2 separate regions of the Homo sapiens genome follow, and region 2 is linked to region 1. The links are chromatin loops, found by intact Hi-C in ENCODE. Cell type or tissue: A673. All regions are shown on one strand.

The links. A loop is a pair of places that touch in the nucleus more often than their neighbours do. Peaks named below come from ENCODE experiments on the same cell type or tissue, not always from the same donor. Only the 100,000 strongest peaks of a DNase experiment are listed, where the experiment ranks them.
Region 2: a loop joins it to region 1, with 5 times the contacts of the local background. A loop is called at or near these places in 1 of 110 quality-filtered maps.

The regions. Positions count from the first base shown.
Region 1 is chr7:126,116,140-126,124,139 of GRCh38, reverse strand. No RefSeq gene overlaps it. Among named protein-coding and RNA genes, the nearest start is that of MIR592, 940 kb to the left of the region's middle. In A673, no CTCF peak of the experiment used is centred here; a DNase peak (open chromatin) is centred at 3,959; H3K27ac peaks cover 4,359 bases.
Region 2 is chr7:126,481,198-126,489,197 of GRCh38, reverse strand. The region is part of intron 9 of GRM8 (glutamate metabotropic receptor 8); the gene reads left to right. Among named protein-coding and RNA genes, the nearest start is that of MIR592, 570 kb to the left of the region's middle. In A673, no CTCF peak of the experiment used is centred here; DNase peaks (open chromatin) are centred at 4,967, 5,747 and 5,817; H3K27ac peaks cover 2,105 bases.

The DNA of each region.
Region 1 (8,000 bases):
ATATTGAGTTGCTTTAACTTTTTCGCTATGAATATTTTGGACAAGACATTTTTTGAACATATATTTTTATTTTTCTGTGTAAACACCTACAAGTAGAACTGCTGCATCATAGGTTTGTGTTTAAGTTGATACAAAATTGCCAAGGATTTTACCAGAATGGTTGAAGTGTTTACACTTCTATTAGTAATGTATCAGACCTTTTGTTTCTCCACGTCTTTGATGACATTTAGTGTTACCTGTTTTTTTGAGTTTTGGACATTCTGGTAGCATACAAAAAAACCTAATTATCATTTTAATTTACATATACATCATGACTAACATTGAACACTTTTCATGTGCATATTGTTCATTCATATGATATGTCTGCTCAAGTATTTCTCCCATTGTTTAAGCTGGAGTATTTTATTTTATATTATCGAGTTGAAGCAGTTCCTTGTATACTTTGTACAAAAATACAAGTCTTTTATCAGATACATAATGGAAAATTTTCTCCTAGTCTGCCGCTTGTCTATTTTTTTCCTTTTTGATGTGCCGAAGTTTTAAATTCTGATGATGTCAAATTTATTGACTATTTATTTCATGATTAGTTTTTTCTGTAGCTTATATAAACAAAACAGTATTTGTCTAACACAAAGGTCTCAAAGACCTTCTCCTGTTATTTTTGGTGGAAATGTTATAGATATGGCTTTTACATTTTGATCTATAATCTTCATAAATTAAAATTTATGTTTGGAGTAAGAAAGGGGATCAAGATGCATTTTCTTTCCACATGGATATTCAATTGTTTCAGTATCATTTTCTGAGTTAAATTCAGCACAGTTATTTTCTCTATTGTGTTACTTGGGGGCATTTGTAAAAATCCATGCACTCTATTATACATGGTTCTACTTCTGGGTTCCATTTGTGTCTATTGGTCTATTTCTTTTTCTTTTAGCCATGGTCATACTTTTTAAATTATTCTAGCTGTACAGTACAACTTGAAAACATGTGGTAGACGTCATCTAACTTTGTTCTTTTTTCATAAGTGTTTTTGCTATTTTCAGGTTTTTTCCATTTTAGCATCAGTTTGTCAATATCTACAAAAATCATGCTGGTATTTTGCTTTGCTTACATTAAATTTTCTTTGATTTCATTAAAGATCAATTTAGAAAAAAAGCAAAAACAACTAACATCTTAATACTACTGAGTTTTCTTAAACATTAGCATGGCATTATTTTCATTTATTTTAGTCTTCATTAATTTATCTCAGCAATGATTTTAGTGTCATTGTATATGTCTTACACATCTGGCATTAAATTATTTCTAAATATTTTGTGTTGCGTTGCTATTATAAAAGATATTTTATACTAACTATTCATTTTTATTTATATTCAATAAAATACTAACATTTTAAATGTATTTTAATGAGTTTTGATAAATTTACGACAACCATAATAAAAATATAGACATTTTTATCTTCCCAAAAGTTTTCCTAGTATCTTTTTTCAGTCAACACTTCAACTCCTAGTTACAAGCAACCACTAATCTGATTTCTGATACTTTAGATTATAATTTCCTTCTTTAGCTTTATAGAAATGAAATCATACAGCATATACTCTTTTGTATTGTCTTTCTTTGCTCAGCATGATGTTTTTGAGGTAACTCCATGTGGTTGCTGGTATCAGCCATTTACTTCATTTTATTTCTGAGTAATATCCCATTACATAAATCTCAATGTTTCTGATTGTCCATTCACTTGTTGCTCTTCATGTAGGTTGTTCCTAGTTTGGGCTATTATGGATATATTAATATTTACTATGAACATTCACATACAAGATTGTGTTCACATTTTTTCATTTCCTTTGGCTGATATCTAGGAGTAGAATGGCTGGGTCATATGGTAAGTGTATGTTTAATTATATAAAGAAATACAGCCCTTCCAAAACGGTTATGTTATTTTACATTCTTACCTGAAACGTAAAAAGTTCTTGCTTCACATCTTCATCTTAGTATTATCAGGCTACTTAATTTTTCCAATGAGGTCTTTCATTGAGATTTCAGTGTGCAATTCTTTGGTGAGTAATGATGCGAATATTGATTGATATGCTCATATTCATTCTATAACTTCTTTTGTTAAGTGTCTTTTTAAATACTATGCCAAATATTTCGATTGTTTTTTGCTTGCCATTGATATGTAAGCCCTATATGTCCTGGTGATAAAACTTTTGTCGATTATAAAAATTGAAAATATTTTATTGTGAATATAGTATTGTAAATATCATATCAAAATTATTATATTGTGAACATTTGTATGGTAAATGTTATTCAAACACATATATTTGCAAATATTATTTGATTCTAGAAGTTGCCTGGTCCAAATGATCTGAACCTTAGCCAATGCCTTTTAATTAATGGTAGTCAAATTACCAGAAGGCAAAGAATGGTACTGGTGAAGCTTGTTGGTAGTGCCTGTCTGTCATCCCTCTAAGATCTTTCTTCTCCACAATTACATGTCTTTTCTTATAGCCATGCTATACTACCTATTATAGTAAATTAGATAGCTACACACCTCTTGAAAGACTGGAGAAACCCAACAGAGACTTATTCTTACATTTGGCTCTTTGGGTAATTCAGACTTACCTGTCTCCCATTTTCCCAACAAAATGTTGGCTTAAACACAAAATACTATACTGTACATTACATTGGAATTTCAAAGTAATTTTTTCATAAAAGATTCTATTTGATCAAATATTATATTTAATGACAATTAAAAGGTAGTATTCCTAGTATATACTTAAAAGACAGCCTCAGTTTTTATTTGTGTGGAATACCAAAATTTTGAACAAAAAAATGAAAAGAATAGACTTCTTTATCTTTCCCTAAGAGATCTAACTGCAATTTAATATTAAACAATAAAAATAATTTCTTTCAGTTAGATCATTCAGATATTAGGATCTATACACGTACATGCCAATCTGCTTAACAATTATCCATTGTGTTCATTATTATTCAACCATGAGTCTTTTTAATGCCTTGCTGAAATTCAGATATGTTGCCTACACCATTTTCTTCATTTATGAGATTGTAAACTTATCAAAGGAAAAAGTAATTGGACTGAACTCAATTTATGTGTAATAAACTAATCTACCTTATAATTATTTTTCTTACAATTAACAAAACAATACTTTACAATTTGGTTTTAGATAAATATCATCTTTTCCACTGTTCAATTTATGCAGTTTTTAAATTAGACCCTCTCCTTGAGTTTACCTATAATCTTGTAGTAATTCCACTCTATCCAGCTGGAGGTTTATCTATCATTACAACTGAAACAGAATTTTCACAGTAGAAAGAAAGAGATTAAAAAATATCTTATGATACCATCCTCAGTCAAGATCAGTGATTAACTTTGGTACTAGCTGCTGTTAAATGCTTTCAGTATTTTTCAATGTTACTTTATGTACACATTTCAAATATTCTTCCACACAGTTTTTATTAAACTTTTTTCTAGTCATTTTATAATGTATATTGCTAACAGGAATGGTTTATTCTCACTATATTTTCTAATTGTGTATTTCTGACATATAAATTGATTGCTAGTTATTGTATATTTATTATGTATTTGGACTATTTATTAAACTTTAATTTTGTGTCACTTTCTTTAGGTTTCTTTAGATTAGTGTTATAAACAGCATGTGTTTGGATTTAATTTTTTGACCCAATGTGTGTAGCTTCATCTTTTAATAACACTTTTAAGCCCACTGACATGTAAAATTTATCTTCCCTCCCTTCCTTCCTTCCTTCCTTCCTTCCTTCCTTCCTTCCTTCCTTCCTTCCTCCCTCCCTTCCTTCCTTCCTTCCTTTTTTCCTTCTTTCCTTCATAATGCTACTTGGTTTTAACTTGTTAATGTTTAGGCCATTTGTTTAAATCCTATCATATGTGGTGAGTTTTGGATTTTTTTTCTGTGTATTTAGAAGAGTTTGTTTTCTCATCTGAGATAGATGGAGAGCTAACAACTTTGTGCCCTTTACATTGTTCCATATCTTGATAAAATTACGTTGCAGGAGGCAGGGTGGCAGGTGGAAAGAGCTTAGAAACTTGGAATGTGAACTTATAAGCACTGCTCCTGCTCTCTGCTCTGAGGCATTTTTTAAATGACCTGTGCATAAGGATTTACTCTATCTTGTTCAGAGAGGTATAACAATACTGAGACTTGTGGGCTGTGGGATAGTCCCTCAATCCAATATATAGTCATTCAATTTCAATTCTCTTAGACTTGTTTACCTTCCACTTTTCATCTGTTTCTGCCTGACAGTTATTTCTTGTCCTTTTCTGAAATAAAATAAATAACTTTTCTTCTTTCCAAATTCTGTAGTCATGGTAGGTTGAATAACAACCCATGGAAGATATGCTCTCCTATCCCTGGAACCTTTAAATGTTACCTTATTTGGAAAAAGGATTTTTGCAAAGATGATTACATTAAAAATCTAATGATGGAAATGCTGTTTGGGATTATCATTATTGGTCCTAAATATCATCACAGGTATCTTTATAAGAGAGAGGCCAAAGAAGTGTTCACATAGACATAAGAGGAGAAGATGTGAAGACATATGAAGATGGCAGCATAAACTGAGGTGATACAGCTATGAGCCAAGGAATGCCAGCAGCTAAGTTACCAGATGCTGGAAAGGGTAAGGGATGCATTCTCTCTAGACCCTCCAAAGAGAGCATGGCTTTGCTGACACCTTGATTTCAGTCTAGTGATAACTTGATTCAGACTTTTTGTCTCCAAACCTGTGAGAGAATAAATTTCTGTTGTTTTAAGCCACCAAGGTTTTGATATTTTATTACAGCAGCCACATAAAAATAATATAGTAGTTCTCAGAATTTTGTGATCTTACTTATATGGCTTTGGGAAATTGGGGTGATTGCATTAGTCAGTTTTCATGCTGTGATAAAGACACACCTGAGACTGGGCAATTTAGACAATAAAGAGGTTTAATTGGACTTACAGTTCCATGTAACTGGGGTATCCTCACAATCATAGCAGAAGGCAAGGAGGAACAAATCATGTCTTACATGGATGGAAGCAGGTGGAAAAAAGCTTGTACAGAGAAACTCCCCTTCTTAAAACCATCAGATCTTGTGACACTTATTCACTATCATGAGAACAGCATGGGAAAGACCTTCCCCCAAGACTCAATTACCTCCCACCAGATCCCTCCCACAACACATGGGAATTCAAGATGAGATTTGGTTGGGGGACACAACCAAACCATATTATTCCACCCCTGGCACCTTCCAAATCTCATGTTCTCACATTTCAAAACCAATCATGGCTTCCCAACAGTCCCCCAAAGTCTTAACTCATTTCAGCATTAATTCAAAAGTCCACAGTCCAAAGTCTCATCTGAGACAAGGCAAGTTTCTTCTGCCTATAAGACTGTAAAACCAAAAGCAAGTTAGTTACTTCCTAGATATAATGGGGGTACAAGCATTGTGTAAATACAGGCATTCCAAATGGGAGAAATTGTCCAACACAAAGGGGCTACAGGCCCCATGCGAGTTTGAAATCCAGCAGGGTAGTCAAATCTTAAAACTCCAAAATGATCTCCTTTGACTTCATGTCTCACATCCAGGTCACACTGATGCAAGAGGCGGGCTCCCATAGTCTTTGGCAGCTCTGCGCCTATGGCTCTGCAGGTTATAGCCTCCCACCTGGTTGTTTTCATGGGCTGGTGTTTAGTGTCTGTGGCTTTTCCAGGCACATGGTGCAAGCTGTTAGTGGATCTACCCTTCTGGGGTCCGGAGGATGGTGGTCTTCATCCCACAGCTCCACTAGGCAGTGCCCCAGTAGGGACTCTGTGTGGGGACGCCAATCCCACATTTCCCTTCTGCACTGCCCTAGCAGAGGTTCACCACGAGAGCCCCACCCCTGCAGCAAACTTCTGCCTGGACATCCAGGCATTGCCACACATCCTGTGAAATCTAGATGGAGGTTCCCAAACCTCAATTCTTGACTTCTGTGCACCCACAGGCTCAACACCACGTGGAAGCTGGCTTGGGGCTTGCATCCTTTGAAGCCATGGCCCAAGCTGTACCTTGGCCCCTTTTAGTCATGGTTGCAGCAGCTGGGACACAGGGCCCCAAGTCCCTAGACTGTACACAGCATGGGACCCTGGGCCTCTGGGCCTCTGATGGGAGGGGCTGCCATGAAGACCTCTGACATAATGAAGGCATTTTCCCACATTGTCTTGGGGATTAACATTTGGCTCTTAGTTACTTATGCAAATTTCTGTAGCTGGTTTGACTGTCTCCTCAGAAAATGGGATTTTCTTTTCTATTGCATTGTCAGGTTGAAAATGTTTGAAACGTTTATGCTCTGTTTCTCTTATAAAACTGAATGGCTTTAACAGCACCCAAGTCATCTTTTGAATTCTTTGCTGCTTAGAAATTTCTTCCATCATATACCCTAAATCATCTCTCTCTAGTTCAAAGTTCCACAAATCTCTAGGGCAGGGGAAAATGGCACCCATCTCTTTGCTGAAATATAACAAGACTCACCTTTGCTCTAGTTCCCAAGTTCCTCATCTCCATCTGAGACCACCTCAGCCTGGATCTTATTGTTCACATCACTGTTAGCATTTTTGTCAAATCCAATCAACAAGTTGCTAGGAAGTTCCAAACTTTCCCACATTTTTCTCTCTTGTTCTGAGCCCTTGAAACTGTTCCAACCTCTGCCTATTACCCAGTTCAAAAGTCACTTCTACATTTTTGGGTATCTTTTCAGCAATGCCCCACTCTACTGGTATAAATTTACTGTATTAGTTTTCACGCTGCTATTAAAGACATATCTGAGACTGGACAATTTATCAAAGAAAGAGGTTTAATTGGACTTACAGTACCACGTGGCTGGAGAAGCCTCACAATCATGGTGGAAGGCAAGGAGGAGCAAGTCTCATCTTATATGGATGGCAGCAGGTGAAAAAAAGCTTGTGCAGGGAAACTCCTTTTTTTAAAAACCATCAGATCTTGTGAGACTTATTCACTGTCATGAGAACAGCATGGGAAAGACCTGCCCCCATGATTCAATTACCTTCCATTGGGTCCCTCCCACAACACATGAAATTCAAGACGAGATTTGGGTGGGGACACAGCCAAATCATATCAGTGATTTAAGGAGTTGAGTTAAGCTGCTTATCTCATTCTTTTTGAAAACTACTTTTTTTTTCTCATTTTGTTGAATTTTGAACTCTGTTACTTATTTTGTTCCCTTACCTGTTTGATTGCTTTATTTCATTTTTATAGATAAATTTATTTTTCTTTTTTTTCATAATTTTCTAAAAGTGTGTAATGGTATTTCAATATTGCAATCTTAACACTGACATCTGAATTTAATATTAAATGTTTAATAAGAAGTCAACTTCCTGAACTGTGGGATAGTTCTTTTACAAAAATTTTGTCTGCTGGGTCAAACAATTATTGATAGACACAGGTAAAATTGACTTAGTGCTTTCGAAAAGCAAGTGTAATTTTGGGGGAAAAATAAGGACTCAAAATACATGGATTTCAGTACTGGTAGGTTCTCTAGTATATAAAGTTTGTTTCAATGCTGGTCTTAGAGAAAATGTAGGCTAATTCCTTTCTAAGTCCTAGTACTTAAAATTCAATAAAGTAATTTTAAAGAGTCATAGATGCCATGTAATTTTAACAGTAATATTTTAGAAATAATTTGACTTTATGACATCGCCTCACAGGGTCATACAATCCTTCAGTTCTATCAAGGGTGGAGAATGCAGGGTGAGCAAAGTAGCCTCCACAAGGTCAGGCTTCATATCTCCATGAAGTTTCTCTTGGAAAGAATCACAAAGCCACAAATTTTAAATTTTTGTTCAGACAGTACTAATTTTTCAACAAGTGGACAATTAATAAATTTATAAATCATGTCTTTCATTTCTCCTTGGCTGGCAAAAATTCATTAAATTACCTCCACAGTTCCTTTTTGTCAGATAGAAAAATG
Region 2 (8,000 bases), 370 kb before region 1:
CGGGGATAAGCATTTCACTGTTGCAGACATTGGGACTCAAATATGTTTTGTGGCTTCTCTAAATCCATGTGCTTCTTTAAGTCTATACTATGTGGACAGTTAAATTTAGATCTTCTATTTCCTAGCCTAGGTTTTTTCCACTATATATGGCTGCATTGTCATATTTGTATGCTTGAAATTATACACTGCTTTATAAATTGATATTCTATAATATATTAAGTATATATTTGATATATATTAGTTACCCAAAGTAGAAGACATGATAACATAATTTATAATATTAAATGTTTTCCCTACAAATACAATAGGGGCACATGTGTATTTGTGACCTACACTAAAAAATTAAGATTTATAAAATTCAAGATATTATCATCATTATCATATGCATAACTGTGCAGAATACTATAGCAAAGTCAGAAGAACTAAAAATCTTCACCTCTGGAAGTCTGACAATCTAGTTTGGAAGATAATTCTAATTCCCAAAGAAAAATCATAAATAGTATATAAGTGAGTACATATCCAATAGTATAGAAAATAGTTCAGAGATCTGGAATGGCGATGAATTGGACTGGCTCCTGGAAGATTGAATGATTTATATATTGTAAATATTGGGAAGAATGTGAAATTAGAAGATGAGAGGGGAAAAAGGTGTGTTTTACAAAAGTGAAAAAATCTGTTTTACTCAAGGTTATCAATAGAGTGGAACAAGATTGTGGATGGATGTTAGGTATAAGAATTTAGACTTGAGGCTTTTAGCATAACATTTTCCTGAGTGTGACCTGAACACATCCAGGATACCCAAAGACATTTTCAGGGACTGTGAAGAACGATGAACCCTATTTTCATCATAATACTAAACCATCATTTGTCTTTTTCACTGAGTTGACATCTACACTGCTGGCACAAAAGTACTGGTGGGCAGAATTGCTAGTGTGTTAATATGAATGTTGGCACTACCACCAAAACAGTTATTAGTCATTCTGTTCTTCGCTACCATGAACTTCCTGTTTTTTGTTTTTTTTTCTGTCCAGTTACAGCTGAATGCTATTGATAAAGCAAGGAAAATTATGAAGTTTATTAAATCTCAGTTTACCAGGTTTCTACATGATGAGAAAGAAGAACTTCTAATCCTTAAAGTATGATGGTTGCTTCAAGGAAAAGCTCTTATGAGGTTAGGTTGAAAGCTGATCTAGTTGCTTTTTTCATGGAATGCCATTTTTAGTTGAAGGAATGACTGACAGATAATTATGTTTATTCAAACTTGGACATATGGTGGATATTTCCTTGAAAATGAGTGGAGTAAGCTTGTCACTTCAAAGAAACAAACTGACAGTATTTGTTGCCAATGATAAAATGTGAGCTTTCAAGCAAAAAGTAGAATTTTGGAAAATGTATTCCATCACCATGAGCTTGATAGCATTTCCGTTCTTAAATACTTTTTTTGGTGAGATTGGTGACGATATTAACAAGTGTATTTTTTATATTCTATAGTAAAATCTGTCAGCTCAGTGTACGAATGTTTACCAAATGAGAAATGTATGATATTAGGAAATCATCATGAAAAAAGTAGATGCATAGATGAAAGATCCATTTAAAGTGCAAAATTGACCAATGGATTTTAATATAATAGTATAGGGAAAGGTCATTGACATTGTTTTGGCTTCTACACTGCCATTAACCTTCCAGAAACTACCCCAGTCAAGTAATAGGGTAGTATCAAAATAAATAAATCTATAATTATCAGAAAAAGTTATTAAAATATTACTTCCGTCTCGTGTGGTGGCACATGCCTGTAGTCCCTGCTACTTGGGAGGTTGAGAACAGGGACCGCTTGAGCCCAGGAGTTTGAATCTAGCCTAGACAACATTGCAGACCCCATCTCTTAGAAAAATTAAAATACGTCTCAATTTTTCAACCATATTGCGTGTCTGAAGCGGGGTTTTCATTATAAACCTTTACCAAAACAACTTATAGATTAAATCTAGAAGAAAATATGAGAATTTAGTTGTCTTCTATTAAGCCACTAACTAAAGATATTTGCAAAAATGTAAAAAAAGAAGCCACTCCTCAATAACACTTTGCTTTGAAAAGAACACTAAGTATGCACACTAAGTAACTTAAAATGCTTTATAATTTGAGGTTGATAAATTGATATGGTAATTACTGTTGAAACAGAGCACTAGTCTGTAGTACCTCTGATAAAATTTGTGGTGACTGATGCTCAAGTCTGGTTATAAGTGTTTTGGAAATATGAACATTTGATTAACAGCTAACACATTGTGGTTATCTGTACTCTGGACTAGTCAAATTTTGTTTTTCCAGTTTTGCATAGGGACACATTAGTAATCTTTGTAAGCCCTTCAGTAAATCACAAGATCTCTTTATTGAGTCATAACCAGCATTGAGTTGTAATTTTCATAAAATGTATTCCTTGTTAAACATATAATGGGCTTACCTTTGTTATTATAAATAAATACATAATTGTTTAAATATTTCTCAGTTTTAATTTCAAATATGGTAAATATCAACAGACGTAATCCACAAAAAACAAAGCACTGAGGTATCCTCGATATTTTGTAAGATTTTAAAGGGGTCATGAGCCCTATCAAGATTTTTAAAAATTGTGAGATCTATATATGTAGCTTACGAATGGTTCCAGCCTTCAAGATGGTGATTCTGACAGGCTGGGAAGTGTAACCTTCAGGCGAAACCAGAAGGCACTTTGAGGGAGGGGAGAGTGGAACAGGGATATATGCTGACAAGGTTGGCCAAGTAAACATATTCAACAGGTTTGAGGAGGTCTTATGGATATTCACAAAGGGAGTCCTGACACATGCATACTGAACAAACATGTATGTTACATGTGTCCCATGTTCATTTTGGAGTGGAAACGACATTTAAATGCATTACAATTAGGTCTTATATGTCAAAAGGTGAGGCAGGAGCATGAAGGCATTCAAATGTGCAGCCTCTGAGAGCAGGCCAGACTGAGCCCAGTGGTTGGTGGTCTCTTACCACGAGAAAGTTACTGAAATTAGTCTCTTAGTCAATCAGAGCTATGTAGCTATGGTTTGTTGGACGGGGGGTTCAACTGGTCAGTGTCTGATGAATGAGCTGCAATTATATTGCTTATCTAGAGGCCAGGGCTTGTTTACCTACTAGAAAAAGGAAAACCTTGTGGCAGTTATAATAGAGTTTATTCTTCAAGTGTAGAGGTACGTGACTTAATGCTTGCCTTGCATGGCCTTAGGTCATGTTTATAATTTGTTATCTTATTGCCATGAAAAGAGTTCGCTCTGTTGGTTATCATCTCTAGTTTATCATTAATGCTGGTCAATTGTGTTTAAACTGCAAAAAGGAGGGAGTATAATGAGGCATGTCCCCATTCTGTCTTGGCCAGGAACTCAGTTCTTTAAGGTTTCTCTGGGGTCCCTTTGGCCAAGGGAGGGTCCAGGAGCTTAGGACTGTAGTTTTAGTTCTCAGGCCGAAAAGGTTAACAACTGCTAATTTGGCAGAGGGGCAACCACTGAAGATTTTTTAGTCTTCAGTTTTGTCTCCCTTGTACCCAGTGTCTATACTATAATAGAGAGGTCTGATTTTAATTCTTCTTTAAATCCCTTCAAAGGCCAAGCTCTTTAGCATTCCTTAACACTTCCATAAAGGCCCCTATGAAGATCCTCTAGCTTTCATCCCCAGACACCACTCATCATTTCACATATTGCAATTACTTATGGGGATCGAGGACACACCCCACTGTGCTATTTAGTGCCCTCATGCCTTAGCTTGTGCTATTTTCCTCCCCTGGAAAGCCTTTCATGCCCCCCACCCCCTTTTTTTTTGTTGTTGTTGTTGCTGCCTATGTATGATTTGTCTATTAAGACCTTGATTGCACTCATTTCCCTTGGGAAACTGTTAGCTGAACTCCAAATCTGGGTCATGTGTTACCCCATATTATTATGACATTTCTTGATTCTGTGTCCATTTTGTCTAGTGGCTAGTAAGCTTCTTCAGGACAGAGACCTTGTGCTTAACACATAGTTAATGCTTAAAAATGCTTATTGCATTTGCATTTGCTTGCTCAATAATGCTTGCATAATCAATGATAATAAATGCTTGCTTAAAAATAATTAATACAAATACTAGTTAGGAGAGTTAGTCTGATAACCAACTCGAAAATGATTTCAAGTCAGAAAGGTCCATAGTATGACTTAAGCAAAATTCTGGTAAACAAAATCAAGTACATAAGTCAGACTCACTTTTTCCTCCTTGTTTACATGCAGATCGAGTGACAATAAAAAGTTTTCAAAAAAAAAAACAAAAAACGTTTAACGATAGATCCATGCTAGCACAGCCTTACCCAGCTTTCCAAAAATGGGGTCAGTTATTTAATATTTTTAATAGCACGTTTGTTTTACGAAGGCCAGCTCTCACATTTTAAGGTCACTGTTACAAATTTGATTTCCGTGGAAGAGGTTTTAAAGAAACAAAAACTTTTGGAATAAAGATTTAGCATAACTTTAAAAAAAATCACTGTACTAATGTTAAAATATGAATAAATTGAATTTAATTTCTTGCTTGGAGTAAAGTAGTAGTAAGTAAAAGTAGTAGTAAGTAAAGTAATTTAAGTAGTAGTTACATTTAAAAATGAGGGTACTTTCTTATGAATGTGCTCATTGCCCTGCAATGACTAACTTTAAATTCGTCTAGACGTGAGAAACACATTTGACTACAGAAATGATAGATGAGCACTTCTTATTAATATTTCTATATCTTAATGCTATTGAAATGCATGCTAAGGGATCCCAGTCTTGTTGTTTTTTTGCTTTTCTAGATGTCATTCCATTTCAGCTATTTCCTTAGTCATAATGTAGGTCTATTTGCGTACCACGTGGGCTGAGTTTGCACAGCTGTCCTTGCCAAAGGCTGCCCTGCAGTTGCTCCATCATTGGGGTAACCAGCTGTTACTTATTTAAAGCCTCCATCATTTTGTATGACAGAGTAACTTAATTATCCCCTGCTTTGGAGATGCTAAATGAAATTATCTTCAAAACAAGTGCACTTCATTTAATATTTTTCTCCATCAAGTACTTGAACTGTGACATTTACGTCATAAGCACTAAGTAACTAAATGCTTTATAAATTGAGGCCTTCTGATAGGGTAATTATTATGAAGCAAAGCACTTTTCCAAAAGTACCTGTGATAAACATTGTAGTGACTGATGCTCAAGTCTGGTTATAAGGGTTTTGGAAATACAGAAATTTGATTAACAGATAACATGTTTATTTACACTCTAGACCAGATAAATTTTGTTTTTCAAATTTTGGATAGGGATGCATTAGTGGTTTTTGTCAGCCCTTCAGTAGATCATAAAATCTCTTTAATGTATCATGACCAGCAAAGGAAGGAAGGGAGGAGGGGAGGAAGGGAGGGAGGGAGGGAGGGAGGGAGGGAGGGAAATACTAAGGGTAAGTTTTATGAAATTTAATTTTAGTTATATATAAAATACCTGTGATAAACATTGTAGTGACTGCTGCTCAAGTCTAGTTATAAGTGTTTTGGAAATATGAAAATTTGAGTAACAGATAACAAGTTTATATATACTCTAGACCAGATAAATGTTGTTTTTCAAATTTTGGTTAGGGACGCATTAGTGGTTTTTGTCAGCCCTTCAATAGATCATAAAATCTCTTCAATGCATCATGATGAAGGAAGGAAGGAAGGAAGGGAGGGAGGGAGGGAGGGAGGGAGAGAATAGTGAATACTAAGGGTATGTTTTATTAAATTTTATTTTAGTTATACATAAAGTACCTGTGATAAACATTGTAGTGACTGATGCTCAAGTCTAGTTATAAGTGTTGAGGAAATATGAAAACTTGAGTAACAGATAACACGTTTATATATACTCTAGACCAGATAAATGTTGTTTTTCAATTTTGGTTAGGGACGCATAAGTGGTTTTTGTCAGCCCTTCAATAGACCATAAAATCTCTTTAATGCATCATGATGAAGGAAGGAAGGAAGGAAGTTGAAGGAAAGGAAGGAAGGATTTTATTTTATAATTATATATATTATATATATTTAGTTATATATTTATATAACAAATAAATATAGTTATATATGTAACTAAAATAAATTATACATATACATATATATATGTAACTAAAATAAGTATACACATAAACATCTTGGATAAGATATAAATGTTTTTCTTAGTGTGGGTACCCTGTCAAAAAAGTTTAAAAACCAAAATCATGAGACTGTCACATAAACCTTTATAGAATTTACCAGATTAAACTCCTGAACACACTTGTAATCTCACAGATATTTGCCCATGGTCATGTTTTTCCCCTTTAAAATTTTTTTCTATTTTTTAAACTGTAGTAAAGTTACACAGAAGATAAAATTTACTCTCAACCATTTTTAAGTATACAGTGCAGTGATACTAAGTATATTCATATTGTTGTGCAATCAGCACCACCATTTGTCTCTATAACTCTTTGCATCTTACAAAACTGAAATTCTATACCCATTAAACAATATCTTCTCAATTCCTCTTCCCCCCAGACCCTGGATCTACCATTCTGCTTTGTGTCTGTGATTTTGAGTACTCTAGGTACCTTATATAAGCAGAATCATGTTTGTCTTTTTTGTGACTTGCTTGTTTCACTTAGCATAATGTCTTCCAGATTCATTCATGTTGAAGTGTATGTCAGAGTTTCCTTTTTGAGGCTGAATAATATTCCATAGTATGTTTATACCACATTTTGTTTTTCCATTCATCTGTCAGTGGACACTTAAGTTGTTTCCAGGTTTTATCTCTTATGAATAATGCTACTGTCAACATGGGCATACAAATATATCCTCAAGACCCTGCTTTCAATACTTTGTGGCATATATCCAGAAGTGGAATTGCTGGGTTATATAGTAATTCTATTTTTAATTTTATGAGGAACTGCCATATTGTTTTCCAAAGCAACGTTACCATTTTACATTACTACAAACAGGGCACAGAGATTCCAATATCTCCATATTCTCACCAACATGTGCTTTCCGTTTTTATAGTAGTAGCCATCCTAATGGGTATCAGGTGGTGTCTCATACTTATGATTTGCATTTTCCTACTTATCAGTGATGCTGTGCATCATTTTATATGCTTATTAGCCATTCATAATCTTCTTTGAAGAATTGTCTATTCAAGTCCTTTGCCCATTTCTTAATATAGTTGTTTGATTATTTGTTTTTCCCCTAATTTTTAAATTTGAGATACTTTTAGACTTACAAAAGCATTATAAAAGTGACACAGAAAGCTCTCCTTCGTCCTTCTCCCAGCTTTCCCTAATATGAACATTGCATATAACTATGGTAAGTAAAATGATCAAAACAAATAAACTAACATACTAAGAAAACTACCAACTTTATTCAGATTTCAACAATTTTTCCATTAATATCCTCTTTGAGTCGTAAGATCTAACCCTGGATCCCACGTTATCTTAAGTTGTCATGCTTCCTTGGTTTTTTTCAATCTGTGACAGTTCCTCAGGCTTTCTTCAAATTTAATAAACTTGAGAATTTGAATAGTACTGGTCAGTTAACTTCATGAAGTACCCCTCACTTTTCTCTTGATTAGATTGAATGTATATACTGTTGGGAAGATTGTCACACAAATAATACACTCTTATCTTTGTATCATATCAAGGATATGATGTCTTATGTCTTATGTACTAATATGCAGTAATATGTTTTATTACATGTGAATGAACCTTGCTTATTTGCTTAAGGTAGCTTTTTCCAGATTTCTCCATTATGAAGTTATGATTTTTTCATTGGTAATTGATAAATATTTATTTGGAGGAGATTTTTGTAACTGTACAAATAGGTGTTTCTTCTTAAAACATATCCACTAAATTTGTCATCCATAACTGGATCTTGTCTATAGCAATTATTACTGTGATGTTCTAGTGATGATTTTCTACTTCCCTTATTCCTTTTTCGTTCACTA